Linked DNA regions of Homo sapiens: all the other regions are linked to region 3. A link is an interaction called in ENCODE POLR2A ChIA-PET data of the cell type or tissue named here. Cell type or tissue: K562. All regions are shown on one strand. Each heading gives the region's core, and the rest is flanking DNA. Links, peaks and the distances in the headings are about the cores only.

Region 1 (6,670 bases), core at 2,334-4,833, 63 kb after region 3:
TCCCCGCCTCCCTCCGCCTCCATTCATTCTCCCCGGCCCCGCTCTCGGCCACGCCAGCCGCCCCCTGTCCCCCCACAGCCTCCCAGGGCACCCCCTCTCTCGCGTCCTCCACCACCCCCCTCGCCGATTCCTCAGCCCGTCTCGGTACCAGCTGCGTGCCAGCTATTCTTAGCCGCGGAGCGTTTGATTCATGCCGCCCCGGCGGAGCGTGCCCGCTCCCTCCCGCGAGCCCTGAGGGGGAGGGGCCGGAGCCGGCCCGGGGGGGCTGGGGCAGCCGTACGCGCGGGGGGCCCTAGCCAGCTTTTCTTTCATCCCACCGGCCACCCCCTCCGAGCGGGGTTGAGGCTGGGGGTCAGCCAGGGTCAGCCGAGGGGGAGTGTCTGCGGGCCCCAGATCGCGAGGTGGGCTGTGCGGCGGGGCAGGGAGGAGGCAGCCGGGGTCTCCGCAGGGACGAGGTGGGGCGGCGTGGCTGGGTACCTGGAGGGGGAGGGGGCTTCGCAGCGCTGCCGCGCGTGGGGGAGGGGTCCGCCGGCCCTGGGTTAGAGGCTCGCTCGCCCACACCTCCTGGAACTCTCCTCCCACCACACACATTTAGTCTTCCCTTTCCCAACCCCCCAGCCCATCCCCACTCCCCCAAAGTCAGCAGTACCCTCCACTGCTTCCCATCTCCATGGCAACGGTGCAGGAACCGGGCCTGGTGTTGGGGGGAGGGACCAGACCAGACATTCTGGTTTCCGGTGCTGGGGTGGGAGTTGGGGGAGAACAGAAGGGAGGCGGACCCCATTTGGAAGGGGCTCCACCCTCATAAGGCCACCTCAAGGGAGAACAGCAAGGATCTAGAGATGATCCCCCACTCAGTTCCCCAGACCCTCCTCTCACTTCTTAGCCTCCCTCCTAACACCCCCAGTCCTCAGAGTGGAGCCCCTAGTACCCAGCAAGCCAGCCCACCCACCCTGCAGTCCTAGAAAAGAGCTACAGGTCATCTGCAGCCACCCACATCTACCCGGGCCACCACACCACTGTCACCTGGACAGCACTCCCCAGGCCGACCTCCCCACCTACCCGCACACCCTCTCAAGATGCCCCAGTCTCCAAAAGCCACCTCTTGTGGTTCCCTTGGGGACACCCTAGGCCAAATGCTCTGCCCATGACACCCCCATCTCAGTGCCCCTTGCTCCCCTGGGACGGCAGATTCCCCAGCACTATTCGGCATGCCACGCGTTGTCAGCCACACTTGAGTGAAGTCACCAGCTCCACCCGCTCCAGGCTCACCACACCTCCCTCTCCCCCTTACTACATCTCAGTGTCAGCCTCAGCTTCTCCCCAACCCCACCCCCCGGCCCTGGGATGAGGGGCCAGGCTGGGGCCAGGAGGGCAGGATGCCTGTCAGTTTGTCCACCTGTCTGTCCTTAGCTAATTTTAGCTGCATTTTCTGTGGCCTGGCAAAGTGGGCCAGTAGCTCCCGCGGTGATTCTGCGGTTTCTGGGACACGGCCACGCTGGGTCACCAGCAAAGTGGGGCGCAGGGGGCGGGCTGCAAGCGGGGCCAAGGGCAGGGAAGGAGACACATGCCAGAAGCATGTCAGGGACAGGGGTGTGTGCGTGCCAGCGTGGGAGGAGGCGGCAGGGGAGGCCGTGCAGGCCGAGGGTGTGTCCAGCCTCCTTCCTGCCTATCTTGGGCAGTGGGGGTAGGCTGCCCTTGACCGCTTGACCACCGAATAGCGCCTGCGGCCTCTGAGGGGTCCCGGGCTCCTAGTCTGATGGCCGCCCTTGGCCCCTGCAGCCGCCTGTGATGCTGCCGTCCCCCGTCGCCCCGTGGCCCCACAATGACCCACAGCCCCGCGACAAGCGAGGACGAGGAACGCCACAGTGCCAGCGAGTGTCCCGAGGGGGGCTCAGAGTCCGACAGCTCCCCAGACGGGCCAGGTCGAGGCCCCCGGGGGACCCGGGGCCAGGGCAGTGGGGCACCTGGTAGCCTGGCCTCTGTTAGAGGCCTCCAGGGCCGCTCAATGTCCGTCCCAGACGACGCCCACTTCAGCATGATGGTCTTCAGGATTGGCATCCCGGACCTGCACCAGACAGTGAGTACCTGCCCACTGGCCAGCGGCAGGAGAGGGACAGTGCCCCAACCGACATGGGGAGTCCACTGGTGCTGGGTATCCTCCCAGGAATCACCCCCACACTCAGCTCCTGGCTCACTTCCCAACCCACCTCAGGCTCTCCTCTGGCCCCTGGCCCACCCTAGCCCCTATCTCTTCCCCAACCAGAAATGCCTTCGCTTCAACCCCGATGCCACCATCTGGACGGCCAAGCAGCAGGTGCTCTGTGCCCTGAGCGAGAGCCTGCAGGATGTGCTCAACTATGGCCTGTTCCAACCGGCCACCTCCGGCCGCGATGCCAACTTCCTGGAGGAGGAGAGGCTGCTGCGGGAGTACCCCCAGTCCTTTGAGAAGGGGGTCCCCTACCTGGAGGTGAAGCTTCCCCAACTCCTTCACTGATAAGAGAAGGCATGCCCTAAAACACATCTGCCCCCCACCCACTTTTTAACACACTCGAAACCTTAACGAGGGGGCACCCAGTGTGCGAGTCCAGACCTTCTAAGCATCACAGGGAAGTCAGAGAGTCCTGAGTTCAAATTACCATCTGTTCTGCTTCTGACCAGCTAAGTGGCCTTGGCCAAGTCACTTTCCTGCCCCAAGCTTCTCCTCACCCATCAAATTGGGGGAGGATTCCCAATTACAGTAGGCACTCTAGAACATTCCCTGTGGGGTCCAGACTCCTCCTCCTTCAAGGCAGGGGTTGCAGTGCACATATACCATAATACCCAGCACTGTCGGAAAAGCCACTGCCACCCATCTACCGCCTAGACCAAGGTTCCAGGGCTGTTTTCACTCCCACCCTGAGCTACCCCGGGGAATTAGAAGGGGATCAGACCTTCCCCTACCCCAAGCCTTCTCCCCAGGCCCCTGATTCCAAGTCTCTGTGTCTCTCTCACTACCCTACCCTTGACCTCAGTTCCGATACAAGACCCGAGTTTACAAACAGACCAACCTGGATGAGAAGCAGCTGGCCAAGTTGCACACGAAGGTGAGAAAACCCTGCTGGCATCTATCCCCTATAGCCCCCTACCACTGGAGCCCCCTACCCAACCACTTTCTCTCCCCACCTCTTCCCAATAGACCTCCACATTCCCCAAGCCAGCGATCCCTCTGGCCACTGCCCCCGCTTAACTTGGGATGCTGTACCACATTTGAGACAACCACAAATACCCCCCATTATCCCCATCACAACCCCTTCTTACTTTCCTCTTTTGCCCTTCATCCCTCTGCCTGGGCCCACATCATTCCCACCTGGCCTCCTTTGAGTCTCCCTTCTCTTCCCCTGCCTCCCCCCATATCCATCCAAGGCCTCTTTACTTCCCCACCTTGGCCTAGGACCCTGACACTGAAGGTCCTTCTGCCTAGAGTCTATTTCAAAGACAGGCTACATTTCTCCCAACCTCATAGCCTGAATCTCTGCAAAATCCAACCATTACACCCCCCTTTCCAGCCATATCTGTCCTCCTGGTACCTTGCCCGCCAGTCCTCAGCCCCTGTCTGTCCTGTGTCTCGATGGTGAGAGCTGGGAGGAAATCGGGAACTGCTTTGGTCAGAAATGAAGAACTCTTGATCCTTGAGAAGGAAAAACTCCCAGTCCCTCCTTGTCTACCCTCTCCCCACCACAGCATGCATTGAACTCTTTCCTCCCCTAAATGTTCCATCCCTCCAGACTTTCACGGTCCACTTTGGGAACCACTGGCCAAGTGTGGCTCCTGAGTGCTTGCAGTGTGTTTGGTCCCAACTAAGACTCGCTGTGAGTGTGAAATACACACTGGGTTTCAAAGACTTAGTACCAAAAAAAAGTTAAATAACCTCATTAATAATTTTCATCTCAATTACCTGTTGAAACAGTAACATTGTAGCTATATCAGTTAAATAACATATATCATTAACACGAATTTCAACACAACTAACACTTCACCCCCAACCACCCTGATTTTTTTTTTTTTTTTTTTTGAGACGGGGTCTTGCTCTGTCACCCGGGCTGCAGTGGTGCAATCATGGCTCACTGCAGCCTCAACCTTTCAGGGTTCAAAGGATCCTTCCAGCTCAGCCTCCCGAGTAGCTGGGACTACAGGCGTGTGCCACCACAACCTGGCTAGTTTTTTGCATTTTTTGTAGAGATAAGGGTCTCACTTTGTTGCTCAGGCTGGTCTCGAACCCCTGGGCCCAAGTGATCCTCCCGCCTCGGCCTCCCAAAGGGCTGGGTATTTTCTCTGTAAAGGAGGCTGCTAGAAGCTTTTCAATGGCGTATGTGACTCCACGTATATTTTCACTGGACGTCGCTGCTTGAGGACCCTGCTTCTCTGCCTTGCTCCTGACTGTCCTGTCTTCTCTCTCTTTGCCCATGGCTCAGACGGGGTTGAAGAAGTTCCTGGAGTATGTGCAGCTCGGGACATCTGACAAGGTGGCGCGGCTGCTGGACAAGGGGCTGGACCCCAATTACCATGACTCGGATTCGGGAGGTAGGGAGGGGTGCGCATCAGGAGGACCTCAGGGCCAGGACAGAGCTGGGGAGCAGGGGTGCCATCTGCATTCACATCCATTCCTGACTGGTGTCTCCCAAACACATTGCTGTCCAAGGGGGAGGCCACGGGGCCAGAGGCTGTGGGGTGGAGAGCTGCAGAGCCTGGAAAATGGGAAGGGATGGAGGGGAGGAGAAGGGGCTTCATGTGACCAGCTTTTCCCGCCCTTCAGAGACCCCCTTGACACTGGCGGCCCAGACCGAAGGCTCTGTAGAGGTGATTCGAACCCTGTGCCTGGGCGGGGCCCACATTGACTTCCGGGCCCGGGATGGCATGACCGCACTGCATAAGGCCGCATGCGCCCGACACTGCCTGGCACTCACGGTGAGGCTTCGGGGACCCCCCATCCCCGCCATGGGGCCCTCTCTCCTTTTCCCTTTGTTCTTTCTCAAACCTCAGTTCTTTGGTTTCAGTTAAAAATAGGCCCTCTCATGTCCCCAGTTCAAAGCCCCTTTCCATAGACTGAGACACAGCCCCTATTGTCACCCTTGTCAGGCCCCCCAGATGCACCCACCTGGGCTATAGCTGACATCACACAGACCCGGGCACGGCCTCCTCCCCTAAACACCCAGAACGTCTCCATCCCCTGTGGCCCAGCTTAATACCAAATCTGCCTCTGTCTCCCCAAGGTGTAAACCCTTCTCATTCCTTAAAATACGAAGTGAGCTCCCTGCTATGCCCCCAGATAGAGCCCCTCCACACACACCCTGAAAACAGCCCCCCAGCTACCCTTCCAAACCAGCACTGCACCAGCTCCCCTCCCTCCTCTCTCACATGCAAATACAGCCCCTTCCCCACGTACACAGCCTCAAATGCACTTTCCCAAATAGACAAACCCATACACCCACAAAATACATACACAGCGGCAGCTGCACAGTCTAATTTTAAAATACTCTTCTCCCCCTGCCCCCGCCAGGACACCTGATTGCTCTTCACATGAGGGTCAGGATGGGCTGCCCCCAAAGACAGCCATTGAGAAGCACCCCGACGCACAGCTGCTCCAGCTAAACGGCCCCTCCCTTCTCTCCCTCAGATGCTTTCCTGAAGAGCCCCTAATGCAGTCAGATGCCAGCCACAAAGATCTGCAGTATACCCCTGGAGTTAACAGATCCTCTTCATGTATCTCCCATGCACACTCACCCCCAAACCCACATCCTGCTCACACACGCCCCTCCCAGCCTCCAGACCTGCGCTATCCAAGCCAGTAGCCACTGGCCACCTGGGGCTGTTTAAATTTAAATTAAATAGAATGAAGTAAAATTAAAATTTCAGTTCCTCAGGCTCACTAGCCACGTTCAAGTGCTCAGGGGCCCACACGTGCCTGCCATATAGGGTGGTGCAGTTGCAGACCATCCCCATGATGGGGGAAACGTTCTGTTGGGTGGCACTGCTACAGGCTGTCCTCACACGAGGTTGCTGCCAAGACTTTCTCCTATTAATGTTCATTATTGCCAGCCTTCCACACCCAGAGCTGTCCTTCAAGTGGGGGCAGGAAGTGGCCTCCAGCCCCAGTGAGGCCGGCCCGATCCTTGCCCTTACCCAAGCTTACCTGTCCCCTGGCTTCCTGCTGTGCCCCTTCTTTGAGATCCTGGACCTAATAACACCTCCCACTTGGTCAGAGACCCTCCAGCATCCAGACTCTGTCCTCTCACTTGTCCCCAACAACCCACCTGTAGGAAGTGGAATGGGTGGGTACTGTGGCCCCTAATGTCTTTCAATGGCTCATCCAAGATCGCCCCCAGGGGGAAGGCTGGGTGGGATGTCAGAGTGCAAGTGTCCTCTGGAGGCATCTACCCAAGTCCCACATTGTTCACACGGAATCAGAGTGGCCCAGGGAGGGAAAGGGCCAGGCTCAAGGTTGCACAAGGGCATCACGGCAGAACTGAGACTGTCATTGGCCACTGTAGGTCACCCAGGACGGTCCAGTCCCCCTGGCCCTTCAGAATGAGCTGGTTAATGTGTGACTGTCATCTGTGTTTTTCTACTGGGTTCTCTCTCCGTTCCTAGGCGCTCCTGGACCTTGGGGGTTCCCCCAACTACAAGGACC
Region 2 (6,670 bases), core at 2,054-4,553, 49 kb after region 3:
GTCTTTTTTTTTTTCAGACAGGGTCTCCCTCTGTTGTCCAGGTTGGAGTGCAGTGGCATGATCACAGCTCACTGCAGCCTCGACCTCCTGGGCTCAAGCAATCCTCCCACCTCATCCTCCCAAGTAGCTGGGACTTCAGGCTCTTGCCACCATGCCAGGCTAATTTTTATATTTTCTTTAGAGACAAGATCCCACTATGTTGCCCAGGCTGGTCTCAAACTCCTGAATTCAAGTGATCTTCCCGCCTCAGCTTCCCAAAGTACTGGGATTACAGGCGTGAGCCACCCTACCAGGCCAGGAGCATCTTTTGTTATTCATAATAAGCCCACATCAGCTGAATCATCAATGGGTGCGAAATCAAGGGGGAAATTTTGATGAAAGGCAGATACTGCCTGTCTTAAAGTATCTGCCCCTGGACTGCTTATTAGCTGCAAAGGAGTATTATAGAGCTGGGGAATGGGACATCAGCTCGCTGGGTGATGAAAACTCACTTCACTAATGAGGCACAGTAGGACACTGACTATGTCCAGATGGGATACCTTCAAAGAAGTACACACCTCACCTCATTATTCTGGTGGAGAATGTATAACTTGAATCTAATCATCATGGGGAAACATCAGACCGACTAAAAATGTGGAACTTCTATTTTTAAAAGGGCAAGGAGCTGTTCTTCCAAAATGTGTGTGCATATATATATATAAAATTTTTTTTTAGACGGAGTCTTGCTCTGTTGCCCAGGCTGGAGTGCAGTGGCGTGATCTCGGCTCACTGCAAGCTCTGCCTCCTGGGTTCACGCCATTTTCCTGTCTCAGGCTCCCGAGTAGCTGGGACTACAGGCGCCTGCAACCACACCCGGCTAATTTTTTGTATTTTTAGTAAAGATGGGGTTTCACCATGTTAGCCAGGACGGTCTCGATCTCCTGACCTCGTGATCCACCCGCCTCGGCCTCCCAACCTGCTGCAATTACAGGCGTGAGCCACCACGCCCGGCCACCAAAATGTCAATATTATAAATATGGAAATGTTCCAGATTCAAGGAGGCTAAAGAGACATGACAACTGGCTGGGCGCGGTGGCTCACAACTGTAATCCCAGCACTTTGGGGGGCCGAGGCGGGTGGATCACCTGAGGTCAGGAGTTCAAGACCAGCCTGGCCAACATGGCGAAACCTTGTCTCTACTAAAAATACAAAAATTAGCCAGGTGTGGTGGCAGGCACCTGTAGTCCCAGCTACTCAGGAGGCTGCGGCAGGAGAATTGTTTGAACTGAGGAAGTGGAGATTGCAGTGAGCCGAGATTGCACCATGGTTCTTCAGCCTGAATGACAGAGCAAAACTCCATCTCAAAAAAAAAAAAAAAAAAAAAGACAAAAGAAAAAGGAAAGAAAGATGGGAGAGAGAAAGAAAGAAAAAGAAAGGCAGCAAAAGAAAAGAAAAATTATATATATATATATATGAGCTAAAGCCAGCTAATACTATAAAAATCTGGCCTGCCCTTCATCTATAGACTGAGATAAAGCCAACCGCAAGGTTAACAGGACACATTTCACCCAGGGGCGAGCTGCAGCAGTAAAAGTGTTCTAACAGCCCCCTTTATGAGCGACTACTGCTATCTTACTCACTGAGAAACTTTGTTCTCTAAAATCATAGACTGTGGGAAACTCTGCGGTATGAAAGTCTATCCGTAAGAATGAAACAGACTCATCTTTCTTTCCTGGAAGATCTGTCACTTTGACAAAGATAAGAAGCCTCCATTTCCAGCCCTGGTGCAGAGTTTTAAATAAAAAGTTTCTGGGCACAGCATGCCACATTTATATTAACATTGTAGTTTCCAGGGAAACAAGACCTTAGGTCCACTTTGCAGTCCAAATCTGATATTTCCTTTTTTTTTTTTTTTTTTTTGAGACAGGATCTCGTTCTGTCACCCAGACTGGAATACAGTGATACAATCATAGCTCACTGCAACCTCAAACTCCTGGGCCCAAGCAATCCTCCCACCTCAGCCTCCCAAGTGGCTGGGACTACAGGCGTGTGCCACCACACCCAGATAATTTTCTCCTCCCCTTCCCTCCCCCCCTCACTCCCCTCCCCTTTTCTCCCCTCCCTCCCCTCCCTCCCTTCCTTCCATAGAGATGTCACCCAAGCGGGTCTTGAACTCCTGGGTTCAAGCGATCCTCTTGTCTTGGCCTCCCAAAGCACTGGGATACAGACATGAGCTACTGTATGCGGCCCAGGCCTGATGCTGACTCCCTTATACACATTCCTACCTTGTTCTAAACCTAGCTAAACATTGTTTCACTTAAATTTCATCCAAATTTCTCTCTTCTTCCAAATCCTATAACTTGATTGCAGCTTCTCCTCTGGGGGCTGATCGCTCTCATTTCAGTGGGTCAACAAACCTGACTTTGTCTTGCTTGTCCCTGATGATTGGGCTAGGATGGGTGGGTGGGTGGGTGGATGGATGGATAGATGGAATGATGAAGCCAAAGCAATGAGGTAAACTGTTAACAAACAAATCAGAGTAGAGGATTTGTTTGTACTCCAGTGTTTATATTTGTGTAGGTTATCTATAAGTTTAAAATTATTTCCAAATTAAAATTGTCTGGTTTTTTTGTTTTTTGTTTTTGTTTATTTTTAAGGTGCACGCCTGTAGTCCCAGCTACTCAGGAAACTGAGGCGGGAGGATTGCTTTAGCTCAGGAGGTCGAGGCTGCAGTGAGCTATGATTGTGCCACTACTGCTCTCCAGCCTGGGCGACAGAGTGAGACTCTGTCTCAAAAAAAAAAAAAAAAAAACAGAACCTGAAAATAAATAGAAAAGAAAGAAACTAAGTTGGTTTGGACCAGTGGTTAGCCACAAAGAAATTTTATATTGAATTTTATATTGTTAATTCAGCATATCGACGTTTAAATTTTGAAAAGCGTCTTACCATTTTCTATGATACTAATATTTCATACGAACTTTTTTCACTTTTTAAAAAGTGGTTATGATCTACCCAAGGAAATGCACCTGTTTTGAAAAACTCTCGTCTGAGAGATCCAAACGTGAGTTGAATGTTAAGGCTTCGCGACTTGGGGTTTTCCTACCCGTGGGCGCGTGACAGGACTACATTTTCCAGAGTACCTCGGGGCGAGGCCTGGGTGGAGAGGAGGGGTCTGAGCTCTGATTGGAGACTGCGGAGCTCCGACCTCACCGCCAAGGCGTGGCCCTCAGGCTTGCGGGGAAAGGCAGGCGAACCTCACATGGGAGGAGGGGGCGGGGCTTGCGAGGTGACCCGTAGGAGTCATCCGGTTACTGCGGAAAAACGTGGTGCTGGTAAGGCGGTGATGCGCCTGCTGCTCGGCCTCCTGGGCTTTATCGCCCTGCAAGCCCGTGCGGCCGCTGGTTCTTCCTCCTCCGTCGAATCATCCCAGGCCTCCTGCCCTTGTTCTACTACTTCCCTGGGATCCCTTAATGCATCTATTCCAATCAGCTGCCGAGGCCTCCCCTGGTCCATGGCTCTGGCCTTGCACACTACCAGCGCTCCGCAGAGAGCCAGGGAGAGGACATTGGCAAACTCTGGCCCGCAGGAAGTCTGGGGGGGCTTCCTGGAGGAGAGAGTAGGTTTCCCACGCAGACCAGAGTCAGGAATCAGCGCCGAATGCCACATATAGGCGTGCTGTTCTGATGCATAAACCGTCCTTGCAGGCACGCCACTCCCCACTTCAGACCTCTCTCTCTGCATGCCCACAGCTGGCCCTGTGCTTGGTATGATAGCTCCAGGCCCTGCCAGGGAGACAGACATTGTCTGTCAGACCAGACAGTGGCACCTAAAGTGATGTGGAAAGCCCTGGACCCTACGGGAAACTAGAGAAGGTGCCTCACCCAGCCTTGGGGAGGCCAGGGAGGAAAAGCAGCCGAGATCCGACTCATCTCAGGGTCCCCTGCATGATGCCACACAAGCATCTTCATTCAAAGGGCTCCCATATGCCAGGCGATGCTGGGGACAGAGATAGTCATACCTTGTCCTGCCCTCCCCCACGCACCTGGAGTGTCCCTCAGCCTGTCTGATCAGGGCTGGGTCAAGAGAGGAACAAGGGGTTTGTGGATACCAAAGGGGATCCCTAACCCCGCAAGGGGCTGGGGGAAGGGCTGGTTGTTGGGGTGATGTGTTATCCAATTCTTGGAAGTGGGTGTTTACCCTAGAGAGGAGGGAGGATGGAGATCTTTGCATATACAAAAGCACAGTGTCAGGAGAGAGTACAGAGAGATGAAGGTGAGGTTGAATTGCCCTGGTGAAGCTCAGATCTGGGAACTGCAAAGACCCCTCTGTGTCTGGTACTATTCTAGATCAATACTGTTATTATCCCCACAGTACAGATGGAGACACTGAGAAGTAGCAAGGTTATGTCTCACTCAGGTTCTCCCAGGAGATAAGTGGCTGAGGTAGGATTGGAACCTGGGCCATCTGGCTCTAGAATCTGGGCGGGTAGCCATGGTGTACCATGCCCAAATACTTTCCAGAATGGAAGCTCTGCCAGGGCAGAGACCCCTCTGGGAAATAATAGATACTCATCATTGTCTGCCTAATCTGACCTCTGGTTGGCTATAAGATCTAGGGCTGCCTATCCCTCCCCGGGGAAACTGAAGCTCAGCATGAGAAGAATTTCTGATGGAAGGCTGACTCCAGGCCACACCCCCACTCTCCTATTCTGTATTCCTCTGGGGATGTGGGGCTGAGAAATGTCTCCTGAAGGGAGAAGGGTGGGTGATCTCCCCTCTATCCAAGCTGACAGTGATGGCTTGCTCCTCCCATGTGTGGATCCAATGGTCACCCTTTAGGCAGTGGTGCAATGGCTGAAGGAAGGGAAGGGGCAGAGTGGTAAGGACAGACAGGGTCACATCCCCATTCCTAGGCTCCCTGATGTCAGGGTCACGCCCATGATGCCAACCTTGGGGGAGGTACTAGGGTGATTTCCAAAGAGCCTCTCCTCTAGACAGAGCTGGCCACTATGCTGAGGCCCCGGCTGGCGGACTCCTGGGTGTCTTCACTGCCCCCAGGGAGTAAAGGTATGAAAAATGGTGAGGGAGAGCCAGGCACTGTGGCTCATGCCTGTATTCCCAGCCCTTTGGGAGGCCCAGGAGGGCAGATTGCTTGAGCTCAGGAGTTCAAGACCAGCCTGAGCAACGTGGCGAAAACCAACCTCTATAAAAAAATACAAAAATTAGCCAGGTGTGGTGGGGCGTGCCTGTAGTCCCAGCTACTTGGGGGGCTAAGGTGGGAGGACTGCTTGAACCCAGAAGATTGAGGCTGCAGTAAGCCATGATTGTACCACTGCACTCCAGCCTGGGCGAAAGAGCAAGACCGTGTCTCAAAAAAGGAAAAAAAAAGGTGAGGACGGAAGGTAGTGTGTGGCTCAAGTTCAGCCACCACCAAATGCACACTGTCCTGGTCTCACCTGAACATCCCAAGAGCCGCACAAAGTAGGAGGGATTGTGCCCACGTTCAGATGAAAAACCCGAGGCTCACAGAGGGGAAGGGACTGGCTCCTGGCCTCACTGGCAGGAAGCAGAGGAGGGAAAATTGGGAGGAAGTCTAAGCTTCAGGGTTGGGTGAGTCCTTAAGTCCATGTCTCAATATATCATCCCAACAAGTCCATGAAACCATATCATCTGGGGAAACAAATTGGACACGCCACTTAAACAAATTAAACGGGCTCTTTCCTGCCGGACTTGTCAGAGCCTTTAGCCCCTTCACGTTTCCCAAATCTCTTTGACCAGGACCAAGACCAAGGCCTGGGACAACTGGCAGGCCCTGGGTCCCAAAGGCCGAGAGAGAGGGCACGATGGAGGTGAAGGTGTCTACAGCGTTTGTACGCGTGTACTCCGGCCATCTGTGCACAGAACAGATGACCGTGTGTACATATGCACCTGTGTTTCTCCATCACTCCATCTGGGGCTCAAATGACATCTGTAAAAAGCAGAACAGGCATCCAAAGGCCAGGACACGCGCCCAAAGACCAGGGTCTGGCCCTTCCCGGCTTCCCCTGCAGGAGATAAAGTCCAAGACTGCCTTCACTGCCCCTCAAGTCAGATTCCACAAGGATTTATTGGCACCGGACCTAGCCTGGTGCCCGCCCCTTCAAGGAAAGACACTAACAAGGAGGAGTGCCGGCACCGCAAGAGCCCTCCCAGAAGCGCCCAGACTGGGGGTCGGGGAGGACGCTGCCATTCGTGGCCAGGAAGGGAAGGGAGATTCCGGAGGAGGGTGGGCACGGCGCAGGGAAAGGCCGGGTGGTGGGATGGGCAGGGAGGCGGGGTACCGGCCCCGCTAGAAGGGGAACTCGCAGACGTAGTAGAGACGCCGCTGGCAGTCGTGGTCCCACCAGGAGCCGTCGTCAGAGGCCTGCGCCACGCAGTTCTCGAGCGTGCCACCGTTGGGCTGGTCCGGGCTGAGCGGATGCGGCGAGGCGCTGGGCTGGGCGCCGAGCTCGGGGCGGGGTGAGCGATGCCAGGCGAAGAAGGACACGCGCTGGCCGTTTTCGAAGAGGTAGAGGCCCTCGGCGCGCCGATCGTGCACGCCCAGCCACACGGGCCAGTTGTAGGGAGCGAGCGCCGCGCGCAGGTACCGAGTGAGCGCCTCCATCTGCTGGCGGTCTGCCGGCTGCGCCAGGCTCCCGCCCCGCGCCGTGCAC
Region 3 (6,670 bases), core at 2,490-4,989:
GGGGTTTCGCCATGTTGGCCAGACTGGTCTCGATCTCCTTAATTCAGGTGATCCACCTGCTTTGGCCTCCCGAAGTGCTGGGATTACAGGCTTGAGCCACCATGCTCGCATTTCTTTTTTCTTTTGTATTTCTAGTAGAGACGGGGTTTCACCATGTTGGCCAGGCTGGTCTCAAACTCCTGACCTCAAGTGATCTGCCTGCCTCAGCCTCCCAAAGTGCTGGGATTATAGGCGTGAGCAACCATGCCTGGCCCGAGGTTGTATTTTCACAACCACAGAGAGATGGGTCTCAGCCCAGCTGCCCGCAGAAATCCCTGGGGAGGTCTTGAAATTCCCAGAGCCGAGCTCCACCCTGGACCACTTAAACCACAAGGTCTGGGGATGGGGCCCGGGCATCGATTTTATTTTAAAAGCTCTCCCTAGAGATTCTGCTGTGCAGCCAGGGTCAAGAGCCCTCGCTGTAATGCGTTCCCAGAAGACAGAGGTCGATTTTCCTCCTCTTGGAGCTGAGTGCATTTCAGAGGGAGCTCCGTGGATACATCAAAGACTCAAAACATGGGGCCAAATTTACATTTTAGTTTGGAAACATTCAGGAGCTTGAAAATGAAGGAACGTGAAGCACATTGTTCCCCAGGGCAGAGGGCCTGGTGCGCATGGTCGGAAGGCACTTGCATATTTCACAACAGACTCCTTCAGAAACCAGAAAAGCCGGTGGCCTGCTCCTGTCCCTCATTCTGTCCCATGTGCGAGGACCAGCAAGCTCTGTTTGCACACAAGTAGAGATGGGGTTTCACCATGTTGGCCAGGCTGGTCTTGAACTCCTGACCTCAAGTGATCCACCCACCTCGGCCTCCCAAAGTGCTGGGATTACAGGCGTAAGCCACCGCACCTGGCCTCTGAGGCGTTTTTGAGATCAGGGTCTGGGCCTGTCCTCTGTGGGTCCCCAGAACCTACGATCACAATGGGAGTCACACATTGAAAATGGGGCTCCCATTTTCAAGGGAGTGAATCACTGACACTTAGTAAACCCAGATCAATCAGCGTGAGACTGTATATGTGCAAAGGGGCATCGTTCAGCACTGGGCGCATCCCAGGCACGGGGGACACGGCAGCAAAGGGAACAGACAAAAATCCCCCACCATGGTGGGGGGACATTAGGTGTGGCTGTCACTCCCCCACCTTTTCCTTTTATTCCACTTGAACAAGAACGGAAACCAGGAAACCCACACCACATCTGGTGGTTCGTGGGGAAGGACCTGGGCTCTGGACTCCCACGGTTCTACATTCCAGTCTCGGCCCTGACATCCACGTCCTGGCTGGGACCTTGGCCCCCAGGAGCTGCTGTGCCCCAGCAGAGCTGCCGTGAGCATTGGAGATTACGGGGTTGCCCGTCACCAGGAGCAGAACCTACAACTCTGCAGCCACGCGGGGAGGGTTTCGGGAGCACGGGGCTGGGAAGGTGTCAGGAGGTGAGGATTCCCATGACAGCTATTTTCCGACACTTGATGACAGTCTGTCTCCTACGGCTGGGAACATCTCAAACCAGGCCACGATGGGGGTGCCGCCTCCCCTCCCGTATTGCCTGAGAGAAACGGAGGTAGTGATTAAGAGCGCGTGATTACCTCTCCTGCCTGGGAGGTGAATGTCTTTCTGTGTAATCATTCCGTTCAGAACTGTCTGCCCCCAGGCTGCGAGCTCTATGAGGGCAGACTCCATTCTATTCAGGCATGTTCAAATCCCCAGGGTGGCAGAGATTTGCACCTACTATGAGCTCAGCCAATACTTGTAGGGACAGGGTATAGCAAGGAGGCAGAGGCTGTAGAATCTGAAGGATGGAGAGTGTCAGCCCTGCCCTGAAATGTCAGTTTCTCCCCTGCAATGTTAGCCTCTCCCACTGAATGTTAGCACCCTTATTTGAATGTTAGCCCCTCCTCCTGTATGTCAATTTCTCCCCTGCAATGTTAGCTCCTCCCCCTGAAATGTCAATTTCTTTCCTATGATGTTAGCTCCTCCCTTCTGAAATGTCAATTTCTCTCCTGCGATGTTAGCTTCTCCCCTCTTAAATGTCAATTTTTCTCCTGCGATGTTAGCCCCTCCTCGTTGTTAGCTCCTCCCCCTAGAATGTCCATTTCTTCCCATGGATTGTCAGTTCCTCCCCTTGGCATATTACCCCCTCCCTCATAAAGGTTGGCCCCTCCTTTATTGCCTGAGAGAATCAGAGGTAGTGATTAAGAGCATGCAATTACCCTAAAATGTTAGAAACAGAGGTAGTGATTAACAGTGTATAATTGTACTAAAAATATTAGCCCCTCCTCCTGAAATGTTAGCTCCTCCTCCCTGGAATATTAGCTCCTCCCCCTGGGATGTTAGTCCCTCCCCTCTGAATGTCAATTTCTTTCCCTGGAAGATCAGTTTCTCCCTTTGGAATTTTAGCCCCGCCTCCTAAAGTTATCCACTCCCCCTAAATGCTAGCCCCTCGCCCTTAAATGTTAGCCACTGCCCCCGGCATGTCAGTGCTACTCCCTAGAATGCTAGTCCTTCAAAGGTAGGTATCTTTGTCTTCTTTGCCTTTCTCCCACACCAAAAACAGTGACCTTCACCAGACAGGCGCTCGGTAAACATAACTGGATGGGTTAATGGAGTCAGACCGGTCAAATTCCCATCCTACACTTACTTGCTTTGTGACTTTCTTCTTTTTTTTTTTTAAGACGGAGTCTCACTCTGTCGCCCAGGCTGGAGTGCAGTGGCACGATCTCGACTCACTGCAGCCTCAGCCTCCCGGGTTCAAGCAATTCTCGTGCCTCAGCCTCCAGAGTAGCTGGCGTTACAGGCATGCACCACTACACCCGGCTAATGTTTGTATTTTTAGCAGAGACGGGGGTTTCATCTTTGGCCAGGCTGGTCTCGAACTCCTGACCTCAGGTGATCCGCCCCCCTCAGCCTTCCAAAGTGCTGGGATTACAGGCGTGAGCCACCGTACCCAGCCAGCTGTGTGACCTTCGGTAAATGACTTTACCTCTCTGAGCCTCGAGTTTCCTCCTCTGTACAACGGGAATAATCGCAGCACCGCCCTCAGGGTTGTGATGCTGACTTTGGGAGTTCACATGTTTAGAAAGCTCTGGACAGGGCCTGGTACTTAGGTCACGATCAATACCTGTGAGCTGTCATTATTTAAGGGATGAAGGCGTGAATCGCAGTCTTCAGCTGTCTTAGCAATTCTGTTGGATACGAATTTTTAGTCCCTGCTTGGCAGAGTATAATCCGGAGGCTTAACTCACCTTCCACGACTCTCTCTCGCCGAGGCTGCCCAGGAAAATGCCAGATCCTCTCAAGCACGGGGCCGTGCCCAGCTCCCGCGCGCTCCCCGAGACTCAAACCCACCTCCACCACCGCGCCTGGCTCTGCCCCAGCAAAGACCACGTCTCCCCAGGGAGGATCCTGCAGCCAGCTCTAAAAACCGCAGAGCCTCCTTGGAAGAATGCTGAACCGCATTCATTAGAAAATCAATGCAAATTAAAAACCTCCCCGGGATCCCACTTTTCTCCTCTGAGAAGGCAAAGATCAAAGAGGCTGACTTGGCGGTTGCTGCGTTGGCGAAGCCGTGGGAAACAGGCTTGCAGAGCGCTCGCGGCGGCGTCTGCGACATCGAACACTCCCTCTAACCCGGCAGTTCCCCAGGAGGAATTTATGCAACAGAGGATGATACTGATCACAGCAAACACATCGCACCTCCTCGGTGCCAGGCACGGAGCCAAGCGCCCCACCCACGGCAACGCAAGTCATCCTCACAGGGACCCTCTCAGGGAGCTACTGCCATTATCCCCATTTTACATTGGTGGAAACTGAGGCACAGAGAGTGGAAGCAACTTGTGTCCCATTGTGCTCTTCTGCCTTCTTGAAGCATTCACAAAAGTACACAAACACAAACGTAAAAGAATATTATTGTTGGTTTTGTGTGTGTGTACCTGTGTGCACACATGAGAGAGAGACAGAACATGGAAAAGAGTATTTCTCCTTCCAAAGAACCAGCTTCTTACTATTGTCCATAATTTTTTACTTAAAATTAACTCCCTCTAATCTCTATGAACGCTTTCTTTCAACTTTCAGTGCACTATTTTATAGCTTTTTTTTCTTCCTGAATTGTTTGCTTTGCTAATTTCCTCTCGGACTTTCTCTCTCTCTGTCTCTCTCTCTCTCTCTCTCTCTCTCTTCTAATTACAATTAAATTAAAGGCTGAGTGCAGTGGCTCACGCCTGTAATTTCAACACTTTGGGAGGCCAAGGCAGGACGATGGCTTGAGCTCAGGTATTTGAGATCAGCCTTGGTAACATAGCAAGACCCCATCTCTACCAATAAATTAATTAATTAATTAATTAATTAAACAAATAGCTGGGCATGGTGGAGATACTGGGGAGGCTGAGGTGGGAGGATCACTTGAGCCTGGGAGGTTGAGGCTACAGTGAGCAATGGTGCCACCATACTCCAGTCTGGGTGACAGAGTGAGACCCTGTCTCAAATAAACAACAACAACAACAACAAAACAAATAAATAAGCTATAGATTTTCCTCTGAGCACAGCTTTGGCCCCATCTCATAAGATTTTTTAAAAATATTTATTTATTTATTTATTTTTGAGACAGAGTCTTGCTCTGTCACCCAGGCTGGAGTGCAGTGGCACAATCTCAGCTCACTGCAACCTCTACCTCCAGGGTTCAAGTGATTGTCCTTCCTCAGCCTCCTGAGTAGCTGGGACTACAGGCATGCACCACCACACCTGGCTAATTTTTGTATTTTTAGTGGAGATGGGGTTTCACCATGTTGGCCAGGCTGGTCTCGAACTCCTGACCAGAGGTGATCTGCCTGCCTCAGCCTCCCAAAGTGCTGGGATTACAGGTATGAGCCACCGCGCCTGGCCGTAAGTTTTTATATGTAGTGTGCTTTAAATGAAGTAGAACTTAAGTTTTAATTAACAGTTGAACCAAGATGTTATTTAGAAGGGTGTTTTGCAATGTCCAAGGCAATTGAAGCATTTTTTTCATCTTTTGTTATTAATTTCTAAATTTGAATATGGCCTGTATTACCTCTGCTTTGGGGAATCAACCTATGTTTTATTTGTGACCTAATGCATAGTCTTTTTTTTTTTTTTTTTTTTCAAGGAGAGGCAGAGAATATCATTGCAGGATCCTGCTTTTTAAAAAATGCTCCATGCCAAGGGCAGCGGCTCACACATGTAATCTCAACACTTCGGGAGGCTGAAGCAGAAAGATTGCTTGAGGCCAGGAATTCAAGACCAGCCTGGGCAACATAGCAAGATTCTGTCTCTACAAAAAAAAATTTAATGAGGGCATGATGGCACATGCCTGTCGTCCCAGCTACTTGGGAGGCTGAGGCAGGAGGATTGCTCGAGGCTGCAGGGAGCTATGACCATGCCACTCTACTCCCGCCTGGTCAACAAAGCAAGAACCTGACTCAAAAAAAAAAATTGCTCTAAAGTTTATTATTGGAACAGTTAGGAAATTTGAATATGGCCTGTTTATTAGATAATACCAATGGTAAAGTTCTTGAGGGAGATAATAATATTATAATTTTACAGGGAAAATGCTCTTGTTCTTAGAAGATACAGGCTGAAGAATTAATAGGTAAAATATCGTGACGTCCTACCTGCGCCGACTTTAACACAGTTCAACATTTTTGGGAGGTACCTCTGAGCATTGTGCCCCTTGCAGCACAGTGGGTATGCTGAGGGCTCCCTCCCTGGGTTTCCCAGACCTCATGTCCCCGTCTTGTCTGCTCATCATACTGGAGGTACTACAGTGCGTGGACAGATGGAGAGAGAGACCGACAAAATGTGAGGATGGACAAATATCAGCATTGATATATTTAATTGAAATATATTGGCCAGGGTGGGGAGACTCACGCCTGTAATCCCAGCACTTTGGGAGGCCGAGGCGGGTGGATCACCTGAGGCCAAGAGTTTGAGACCAGCCTGGCCAGCATAGAGAAACCCCATCTCTACTAAAAATACAAAAAAAAAAAAAATTAGCCAGATGAGGTGGCACATGCCTGTAATCCCAGCTACTAGGGAGGCTGAGGCAGGAGAATCACTTGAACCCGGGAGGCGGAGGTTGCAGTGAGCTGAGATCGCACCACTACACTCCTGCCTGAATGACAGAGGGAGACTCCATCTCAGAAAACAAAACAAAACAAAACAAAACAAAAGTTATCTTTAAAGGAGATGGAGGACTGACTGAGAGGGCGAGGAGGTGGGAGGGGAGCCCTGGGGTGGCCACATTGTTTTATGGCTGGGTTGCCTGGTTGTTCACTTAGTGATAAATCAAACAAATTCCCCCCATTCTATTTTCTTTATGTATTGTTCAGAATGTGTGTTTTATTGAATAATTTTCAAAGTTTCAAAAATATCATTGCATCAAATTCAAAGCAACTCATCAGTAGGGGATTAGGGAACACTACTTCCGTGCACAGTATATACATATAAGGGAATACTTAGCCACCACCATTGAAAAGTCATGTGCTAGATATCTTATGTATTGCCGTCCCAAAGGTATACTCTTTGGAAAATACTCACGATGTAGAATCATAGCTATGGCATGCTCTATTTGTGTTGAAAGTGCTTATGCACTGGGAGCGGTGGCTCACGCCTATAATCCCAG

The links. Peaks named below come from ENCODE experiments on the same cell type or tissue, not always from the same donor. Only the 100,000 strongest peaks of a DNase experiment are listed, where the experiment ranks them.
Region 1: POLR2A ChIA-PET joins it to region 3 with 6 read pairs; 14 of 35 experiments call an interaction of 5 or more read pairs at or near these places.
Region 2: POLR2A ChIA-PET joins it to region 3 with 6 read pairs; 14 of 35 experiments call an interaction of 5 or more read pairs at or near these places.

What each region holds. Positions count from the first base shown.
Region 1 is chr19:50,712,075-50,718,744 of GRCh38, reverse strand. It overlaps SHANK1 (SH3 and multiple ankyrin repeat domains 1), which reads left to right. Exons shown (of 24, transcript NM_016148.5): 2 at 1,783-2,080; 3 at 2,267-2,470; 4 at 3,015-3,086; 5 at 4,455-4,563; 6 at 4,796-4,947; 7 at 6,631-6,670. The coding sequence starts at 1,826. Among named protein-coding and RNA genes, the nearest start is that of SHANK1, 4.4 kb to the left of the region's middle. In K562, for the core only: no CTCF peak of the experiment used is centred there; no DNase peak of the experiment used is centred there; H3K27me3 peaks cover 2,179 bases.
Region 2 is chr19:50,725,104-50,731,773 of GRCh38, reverse strand. It overlaps CLEC11A (C-type lectin domain containing 11A), which reads right to left. Exons shown (of 4, transcript NM_002975.3): 4 at 6,066-6,670. The coding sequence ends at 6,307. Among named protein-coding and RNA genes, the nearest start is that of CLEC11A, 5.1 kb to the right of the region's middle. RefSeq lists a cis regulatory region at 2,903-3,622. In K562, for the core only: no CTCF peak of the experiment used is centred there; a DNase peak (open chromatin) is centred at 3,203; H3K4me3 peaks cover 276 bases.
Region 3 is chr19:50,774,952-50,781,621 of GRCh38, reverse strand. No RefSeq gene overlaps it. Among named protein-coding and RNA genes, the nearest start is that of GPR32, 7.8 kb to the right of the region's middle. RefSeq lists an enhancer at 3,185-4,009. In K562, for the core only: no CTCF peak of the experiment used is centred there; a DNase peak (open chromatin) is centred at 3,661; H3K4me3 peaks cover 448 bases.